Regions from separate parts of the Homo sapiens genome. Here region 2 is linked to region 1. Evidence: chromatin loops called from intact Hi-C (ENCODE). Cell type or tissue: ascending aorta. All regions are shown on one strand.

The links. Peaks named below come from ENCODE experiments on the same cell type or tissue, not always from the same donor. Only the 100,000 strongest peaks of a DNase experiment are listed, where the experiment ranks them.
Region 2: it touches region 1 in a loop (4-fold over the local background); 8 of 110 quality-filtered maps call a loop at or near these places.

The regions. Positions count from the first base shown.
Region 1 is chr4:95,122,858-95,127,857 of GRCh38, forward strand. It overlaps BMPR1B (bone morphogenetic protein receptor type 1B), which reads left to right. Exons shown (of 13, transcript NM_001203.3): 7 at 953-1,049; 8 at 2,126-2,264. Among named protein-coding and RNA genes, the nearest start is that of BMPR1B, 370 kb to the left of the region's middle. In ascending aorta, a CTCF peak has its summit at 2,260 (motif pointing left); no DNase peak of the experiment used is centred here; H3K27ac peaks cover 1,061 bases.
Region 2 is chr4:94,301,721-94,306,720 of GRCh38, forward strand. It overlaps HPGDS (hematopoietic prostaglandin D synthase), which reads right to left. Exons shown (of 6, transcript NM_014485.3): 5 at 426-524. Among named protein-coding and RNA genes, the nearest start is that of HPGDS, 39 kb to the right of the region's middle. In ascending aorta, a CTCF peak has its summit at 2,848 (motif pointing right); no DNase peak of the experiment used is centred here.

The DNA.
Region 1 (5,000 bases):
AATACTACCTTTTAAAATTAAATGACAGTAATCACTCTCTCAAAGGTAAATGGTGCCTTTAATAAGAATGGTACTAATGGTATTACTATATAAGTGCACCTGGTTTTAAGTCAGTTTCCTCAAAATATGTCCCAGAAATCACCCGTGTAAAATTTACCTGGGATGATTATTAAAAATAAAGTACTTTGAATGGAAATCTTTGGGGTTAAAGTCAGTGAATATACATTGTATAAAGTTAAGTCATTTATATAAAATTTGAGGAATCTGATTTGTCAAGAACTAGAGTTAAAATGAGTAGTGTTTAATAATTTGTTGTATAAAAGTATCATACATTCTTTGGCTGGAACATATACATTCTTTTAAAATATGATTCAGTTTAAGAAAAAGTATGGATTTTGAACACATTTTTGTTTAAAACAACGCACAACCATATATTCTCTATTTGGCAACATTTGAGGGGTCCACTTCCTTTTTATCCACTATAAGATGACTTTATATACAACGAGTTATGTTTTATGTCCCATGAATTATATAGATGCTTTTTTATTCAAATTCATGGTATAGAGTACTCCAGAGACCACATGAGAAGAGCCTATGAACCCATGAGCTGCGTCTGTAATAAAGATGAACTACCTGTTTCTATTGTGGGTGCACAGACCCACTTAGCTTTGTTGATGTTCTTTCTGTAGTTTTATCCTGTGTCGAGCCTGTTCCTTCCAGACAGGAAGAAATGTGTGCTCTTGATTAAGTGCCTAGGTGAAGGATGATTCACGCTAGTCAAACTTATTTAATTTTGAGTATATATGGGTTTTTAAAAAATTAATTGGTATGTGAAAAGGATCTTTCACATTTTGTGCGTGATACTTAGCAAGTACCTTTAGGAAAGAGTTACTTTCTTATTTTTAAGTAAAAATATTCTCTTGATTATGGCTCTTTTTCTTTTTAATTTCAGATTTTGTTGATGGACCTATACACCACAGGGCTTTACTTATATCTGTGACTGTCTGTAGTTTGCTCTTGGTCCTTATCATATTATTTTGTTACTTCCGGTAAGTTTCTAACATGTAGATGCAAAATTTTTAATTTATAGTGTCTTCTTTTTACTAATATTCTGCTTTTGCCTGTTAGTGTTTCTCACCACAGCTTTATTTATCTTAATTAGATCTTATAGTTAACTGAAAATGTCTGTTACTGTTGATAAATATTTGTCCTAATGAAGTTACAAATAGATACCTATCTCATTTCTGCTTCAGACTTCAAAACTACCCATATAAATATTTTATCCCTAGGGAAACTAGGGTAGTTAGAGACTTCAGAGACTGGTTGTTACTTAGGTTTGATTCCAAGCAGAGAAATGGCCATGTTGAACTTAAGAGTTGCTCAAATTCCTTATTTTCTAAGCTATAACGTTTCTGATTATTAAAAGATTTTAAACATAATTTATAGATTAATCATTAAAATAAGGTCCTTTATTATATTAAATTCGGTAATTCCTATTTTTTTAATGGCCTATGAACTTATGTTCTAGATTGTGAAATATTAAGGACCTTGATATTTATGTCATTTGCCTTTTGATTAATTTATTACTCATTTGAGATACTCTGCAAATGGTCAGATTAATTGATTCAAATAAATTCATTTCTAATTGAAAACTTAAGTATTGACAAAAAGTTTTTAAAGATTAAATTTATATTATTTCTTTAGATATGACCTTATATAAGAGAGTTAGCTATAATGATTTTTGTACACCCAAAATTTACATCTTTAATTAATTAGGGACCTTAGAAAAGATTTTAAGGAATAATATTGGAGCTATTTAGAAACACTAGTAGAATGTAGTCTGCTTGGATATGTGCAATTTGAAATAAATAAAAGAAGAAAAATTGTAGATGCTTGAGACTGAGTAAAAATATGTAGTTTATTTAGTTTATTTTAAAAAATAGGTTAGCCAAACAGTAATGAGTTTTACTTGGGAAACCATAACTAAGAGTAAAAAATATGAAGCATTTAATGTATTATATTTAGGTGCTAAAATAAAACTGCTGTGATTACCATTTTAGTTGCAATATTTTACTCCATCATTGCATTTCATTATCTAAAATTATCTTCATCTATCCATCTTTAGGTATAAAAGACAAGAAACCAGACCTCGATACAGCATTGGGTTAGAACAGGATGAAACTTACATTCCTCCTGGAGAATCCCTGAGAGACTTAATTGAGCAGTCTCAGAGCTCAGGAAGTGGATCAGGCCTCCCTCTGCTGGTATGAGAAGAACACATCTTGAATTTAAAGGAAATGTTTTCTGAAAGAACTGTCAATGAATATGGGGTTTCACTTACTGAAATAGGGCACTGGACAAGGAGAAAGCTCTATGCAGTCTGTTGGACATCCGATCTCAGCTGCAGGGCTTCCTGATAACATTTTGACATATTGAGAGTAAGGTGATTGTTTTTTAATGTAGGTGTATGGTTACAATCCAGACCCTCAGACATTCTGATGAAGAGCAGATTAGAAAACATTAAACACGGGACCATCTTCCCTGTGTTTTCCATAAGGATAGCATTACCGCACTTTGGCCTGGCTTTTGAAGGCTAAAGTATTACAACCAACTGGCTTCTCAGTATTTCTACAAAGAAAGAGGGTTGCTTTTCAGCTGTGGGGTTTATGTTTCAGGGTAAAGTTCTGGCTTTTCCATTCAGGAGAAGCTTCATTTTCTGATGGTCAGCACTGCCAACCTTGAAGAGAATATATGAGCAAATACAATTTGAAAATCAATAGTATTACACTTATTTTTTTCTAAAAGAGATGTACAAATAGTAAAATCCCTTTTGGTATTAATGAATTAGATGCTCTTGGAATTTAAACTGAGTTCTTCCAGTGTTTCTTGCCTTCAAACTCATCTTTCCCATTACTGTGGAGTTCTTTCTCCAAAACCATTGATCTTGCACTGTTATGTCCTGGGTAAAATATCCTAATACCCAATACTGCTTGCAGGTCTTCTTTCCCAGCTTGGTATGTGTGGCACATAAACTCAACCTGCCTTCCTGACGTCTCCTCCCACCTCTTCCCAGTATGCTGCCTGGGCTCTAGCATCACCTTTGAGTAATTGTTTCTCAAATACAACATATATCCACGTCATTGCAAATGTAATCTCTTTACTGGACATCACTCCAACTCATGGCTCAAGGCCTACCTCATGTTTTACCTCTGTGACAACTTCTCAGTTACCCCAGACTAAGCCAGTCTATTTATCTTCTGTGATAACATTTTATTTTTAGCACTAATAATGGCCATTTAAAATAATGTTATAATTAGTGGTAATGTTCTTGTGTCTTTTGGTGGAGTCTGTCCTCTTTGGGGTAGAGGTTACATTTTGCTCACTTTCTATCCCCAGTAGAGTGGCTGATTTATTATAGGCGCTGTTCAATAATTTGTTTTTAAAAAGCTTTCAGCTCCTACTTTTAATAGCTATAAAAATACTGTCTTGTTTCTATAATCCAGATACCAAAAAATAATATTTGGCTCACATCATATAATGATTAAAAGCATATATTCTCAAGCCAAATTGTCTGGGTTCCAATCCTGGCCAGACATTGGCCTTTAAAACTAAATCAAATTCTCATTTAGTCCTCATAGCAACCCTATAAGGTAGTACCAGAAATATCAGTATAACCCTGTATTACACATCAGGGGATACAGGCCCAGATAGGTCAGCTAGCTAGTACGTGGAGAAGCCAGGATTCAAACCCAGATGATCTGTGCTCTTAACATTAGTGAGATGTGAACTAAATGTTGGTTAAATAAAACAAGAAAGTGCATTTGATGGCGGTAGGATGGGAAGGAGGGTTCTATAAAACTCAGTTCAATAAAGAAAAAGTCTCTATTACAGATTTATTTTCTGGTTTTAAGATTTGGTTATTAAGATAAACAATGCAGAGGTATACAGTTCTCTCTCCATATATTGATATGTGAGTGAATACCTCATCTTAACATTGATTTGTTATTAATTTTAATAACATAATGGGCAAATTAGTGCCTTATATATAACCACATACTTGGACCTTGTGTTTAACAAATGACTTTATACGTGCCCTTTAATTTTGCATCTTTTCTTTTTCATAAAATGTCAATTTTTTCCTACTTTAAAAGGAAATAATATCGTAGGGCTGTTGTAAGAATTAAGACTGTGTGTGTGTGTGTGTGTGTGTGTGTTCTGTGTATGTCTTCTCACAGTCCTGGAATAGTGATAATTCTTTATAACTCCTTATACATTCAGTTATTCTCAGAGTACATGAAATATAGTGATCTTTTTGAAAGTACAGTTATAGTCATTGTATCTTACAGGCATTTTATTTATACAATCAATCTAAAAAGTTGGTATCTAAGAATGTAATATAGAATTAAAGTTTAGGTACAGAAGGACCAGAAACATTTGCTAAATCAAATAAAAACTAAAATAAATCAGTTAAAAAATTTTGAAGTTATATTTTTAGGTCCTTACATGTTATAATAGCTTACTTTCTGTCTTTGGGATAAGTTGTTCCTATTCTATCAAGTATCGCCAATTCTGTCAAAACTTATAATTAAATTATAAAATGTATTATCGTTAGAAAAAAAAGCAGATGCAAAACTGCTTATGTTAGGAAATTCTCCATAGACTTACATGAGCAATGCTTTGTAAGATCTGTAAATTAAATATTTTTCTTTAATAAATGTGGGAAGTTTCCTCTCAAATGAGTGATTTCCCTGTGTATGAATTTGGCTCCCAACTGGTGCCCATGTTGCTCCTGTTTCCTTGTTTGGAAATGGAGTACAGTGGACTCAACATGATGTCTCATGGCGCACAGGGCTCCTAAAGAGAGGACGGCTGCATTACACATAAACTTGCTTGCTTATTTCCATCAAGCTTCAGTGGCTTCATGGTACATCAGCAGTTCTTTTTTAATAAATTACGAAATTTATAATCTTCATTATAAATAATATATAATATATAATGTC
Region 2 (5,000 bases), 820 kb before region 1:
CAATATGATTACTGAAAATAGTATATGATTTTTTGTTGTTCTAAGCTAAGAGATATCTGTCTTAGATGTATAATCAGATTAGTGTGTTTTACAAATGATACTTCTTGAAATAGTTCTTCTCTAGTAGAGTACATATGTATTCTGTGTGTTCTCTATGCACCTCTTTTGCATAGTTAGGTTCATTTACTTTGCTTTGATTTTTAGGATAGCTTTTTAAGTTTTCGCTGCCAATATATAATTATATAAAATATGGTTCCAAAGTCAAATCTATTTTTTAAAAAGGTTTATTTAAAGAAGTTTAACCTTTGTTCTTGCTGTAAATTCTATCCCCTCCCTATAGGTAACTTTTTTTCAGTAAGTTTTTATACTTCTATTGGTTTGTCCTTTTATTTGCTTGAATTTTTTAAGATATAAAACATACTCACAGAGTTACCAATAAGCCATTCTCTCCCCCCTAAATATGTGTCCAAGTCTTGCATAAGATGAGGCGCATTATACGTGAGCAGCTCATTGAACATCTGCTCCTAGGAGAAGGAGAAAATATCACTTTAAGAATAATGAGAAGAAAAGTAACATGATCTGAGGAGGAAGTAGATTTCTCCATCTTTATTCTCCCACATGAATTCAAGAAGAAAGAGAAGTAGCTAGATTTTTTATTCAAATTTATGACATGGAGATTTAGGTCTGATTCTCTATAGATGTGAGTCATCTCTTTATTGCTCATGGATTAAAAAAATAGTTTTGTGTCACCAGTTCTTAGTTTCTTTGTGTATAATGACTAAATATTTTACCCACAAAATCTTATTTTTTCTTAAATTTACTAAAGTGAAATGATTCTCTTGTCTTTTTAGATTCCTAAAATTTCCCTCTTTCTTAACCTAGCTTTTTTAAAGCTAAATAATGTAACTGAAGGTAAAGAAATTTATTTTATTTCGTAAGGCTAGACTCTTCTAGTTTGGCAGTTCTTCGTTTCACTATTGCGTTTATAATGAATCATGATCTTGGGCCTTTATGTATTTTCTCATTGGACTACCATTGTGCCTCATTATCAGATTTGTCCATCTTGAATATCATCTACAAAATGCATCATCTAGTTATCCCCTCTTGATATATAAACAAATATTATTTAAAAATTAACATCCTTAGGAAAATATATATAAAACATCCATTTTTTTAATTGTCATCATTTTTCTACTTAAAGCTCTGAAGACCAAATAATTTACTCAAGGCCTCTTTCTTGATAAGAGATGTTTGTTTATATATAAGAATTCTGCCTGTTTGAGTCTTGGTTATGAAATAGAAGCCAAACTCAAAAATATAAAATGTATATATCATTTATTAATATGTCTAAATGATCTATAATGAAATCCAACCTTTATTAAGATAAGTCAGATAGTGGATACTGTACCAATTTGCTGATTTACTTGCTGTTATGATTATGACTTAGCTAGATGGTATATACTACCACAACATAATGCCTTATATTTAGAATACAATTTGCAAAAGCATCCTTACATACAGGTTGAGCCTCCCTAGTCCAAAAATCCAAAATGCTCCAAAATCCAAGACGTTTTGAGCATGCGCATGATGCCCAAAGGAAATGCTCAGGGGAACATCTCAGATATCGGTTCTTGAGATTTGGTATGCTCAACCAGTAAGTATAATGCAAATATTCCAAAATCTGAAGAAAACCCCAATTCTGAAATACTTCTGGTCCCAAGAATTTCAGATAAGGGATACTCAACATGTACTTACATATGTTTGCCAGATTTAAAAACCGAAGCTTATAAAGCTTGTCATTATTTTGACTTTATGTTCTTTCCCTTGTTCTATAAAGTGCTCTGTGGTCAGTATGTTCATAGTTTTAAAGAAAACATTAGTTATGAGTCTTTCTGCTGCTTACACAGAATTTGTAATCCCATTGAAGGGCAGTGAGTCGATAACCATGTGGTGCTTGCCACAGATCTGCTCACCTCAGTTGGCATCAGTCAGAAAAGTAATGGCCAATTTGATTGTTGGACAACTTTCCAAAAACTCCTGTGTGCACTCCTGGCAAATTCTGTTCTTCTAACGTGCATTTCCAGAGCTTCAGGTGCACCAATGTTTGTGTATATGCAGAGTCAAATAAAACTCTTATATCTGTGCTACTGACTTCTCCTTGAGCCCAGATTGTCTTTGTAAGTTTGGTGAATTATTTCAGTCTAATGAAATGTAAATTAATAAACAGTGTAATTAGTATTTAAGTTTCATTTTAAAGTACAATCAACCAAAATAACATAAAGAAGATAAGATTTGATTACACTTCTTTTTTTTTCCAGATATATTTTAAAAAACACATTTCCTGATCCATCCTAGATAGCCACTCCTTTACTTGATGGATTCAGAAATTTCTAGCCTCCCTTTTCAGAGGAGGTTTTTTCACCCTGAGAATTTGTTGCTATGAAAGTTTAACAAATGACTTTTAGAGAGGTTCGTATATTTCTCAAAAGCATTTTCAGATATGCACTACCAAAATTATTTTGTGTTGGAACCACGACATCAGAATGTCCTCAGGCCTTCTCATTCTTCTTCCCCATCCTGTTCTTTAGATGAGGAAATGGAAACACAGATACATTAAATAACCAAAGTAACACTAATGGTGAGTTCAAGGATTGTCATGGTGACCAATATCCAAAGGCATCTTTTGCTTTTAATTCTTTTTTTATTGGAAATGGAATTTTTAGTAATAAATACTGTAAAATTGTGTGTATTTGGTAGATTTTTAAGGTGTATATGACAAGAATATATTCACTATCCATCTTAAGTGCATCAATATTCTGCCTTTGAAATTTTCACCTGACCACAAGATGGCAGCAATGTAGCCCACTACCAACAGTCTAAGAAATGAAATACAGAACAGTGCATTTTTCATTATATATTAGCCAAGTCCTGCTTGTTAATTAGATAGTCTATAGCTATCAGCAATGTTTCTGCAACGTGTTCTGCCTTTGTATGATTTAATCATGAACTTGGATTGCTGTGTCCTTTGAAATTGTTTTTTTGGAATTGGTGGTATGTAAGAGAGTTGTTATTCTAATACAAAGGTAGAGTGTTACTCTTATCATAAATGTTCGAAGAATATTTTCCTCTGGGAGGTGGTCTCTGTTATGGAGCCTCAGCCACAGAAAGGTAGAAAATAGAAAAGTAGAGAAGAGCAAACTGATAAATTGATAGACTGCACATTAGGGGGGTGTTTGGTACATGGAACAAAAATCTTTAGACACTTCTAAATTGGAGAGCATCTGTTTCTACATTTATAATGATATGTAAAATACAGATGCCATGTCTGACAAATAGTAAAAACAATTAACACCAAAGTATATAACACTATTAATTATAATAGTTAATATTTAACACTTCCTACCTAGCCATAGGCACATATGCTAACATTTAATCCTGCCAACATACTTCAAAGTAGAGCCTGTTGTATTCCCACTTTACAAAGAGTTTGAACTATAAATAGGGAGTTAAGTGACAGCTAGTAAGAAGGGAATCAGGATTCAACCTGGCAGTTTGACTCCAGAGCCTAAATGTACTTATGTCAAAAAGTTGTATTTCTATCATCAAAGCTGAGCTTCATTATTTCCTGGCTAGGCCTATATATATACGTGTGTGTGTGGGCAGACCCTACACACCTTACATTTATATCATGGAGTTAGTCAATGTAAATACTTTTGTGTCCGGATATCTCTATTCAAATCAGAAGGTGCTAATTAAATAGTATTTACAATAAATACTAAGTAGATAGTATGTGCTTAAATATGTGCTTAAGTAAATTGATAAGACTGCCTGCTATTTGTGCTGTGGCTTTCGACTATAGGCTTTAGCTTTAACATGTACATAAATATTCATGCGCAGCTGTTTTGAACAGCTGCTTGCACTGTGGTATTATACCCAGTGGTTAAGAACCTGGGGTTTGAGTCAGTGACGATTTGAATTCCTTCTGCACCACTTCTAGCTGAACAATTTTGGGTAAGTTGTTTACACTACATGAAACTCTTGTTTTCTTACTTGGAAGATGAGGATAACAGCAGTTTCATTCTAAAGGAATGCTTAAATTAGTTACTAATTTAAGCAATTGTATACCTAGGTGATGAGGCTATGGGATCTAAATTCAGCTGTCTGGGCTCAGTTCACAGTTCTGTCAGTTGTGTGACTTTGGGCAACTCTGTAACTTCTGTTTCTCAGTGTCTTCATCTGGAAAGTGAGCATGACAATAAAAAGCACTTATCTTGAAGTGGGAGGAGGGCTGACTGAGATAACACATAGAGCTGAGAGTAACACAGGCACATGGTGTGCATTTGATGAGTGTGGTTCTGATCACTTATTCAACAAGTGTGTAATGCCTACTATGTAAAAGGCACTGTGATGGCGGTGGGGGATCAGTTGAATAATACAGACATGATTCCTACCCCACGATGCATCCAGCTTGAGGAGACAAACAACAAACAAGTAATCACACACCACCTGCCAGTCTCTTTAAAATAGAGACTGTGATGAGCGTCCTAAAGGAAACCACTAGAAGCTGTAATAAAGACGTCTATTTAGAATTCTGCATAAAGATGAATAATTTGACAAATATATATCATTTTGCATTCATCTCTAAACCACAGTAATGAATATTTTTAAAAAGATAGAACCCACAAGGAAGTGGAAAGAGAGGAGATAAGAGCAAACAAAATTTGAAGCTAGTAAGCAGATGGGTGAATGGCACCTGTGAAGGGAAAGCCAAGAACCAATCCTATCAACAACACAAAATCCTTAAATGGCTCAGGAAATGACCGGATATGTCTAGAACTGGGGTTAAGGAGGTTTGGGAGGGGATAAAATGAGGATTGGTGGAAAACTATTAAGCGGTTTTAGCATGGGATGTTCTTCATTTTACATTACTAGACAGCTGTCCCTTCCCCATTCTTAGCGGAAAACAGCCTAAGAATTTTTATAAATTTAGAAGCACAATA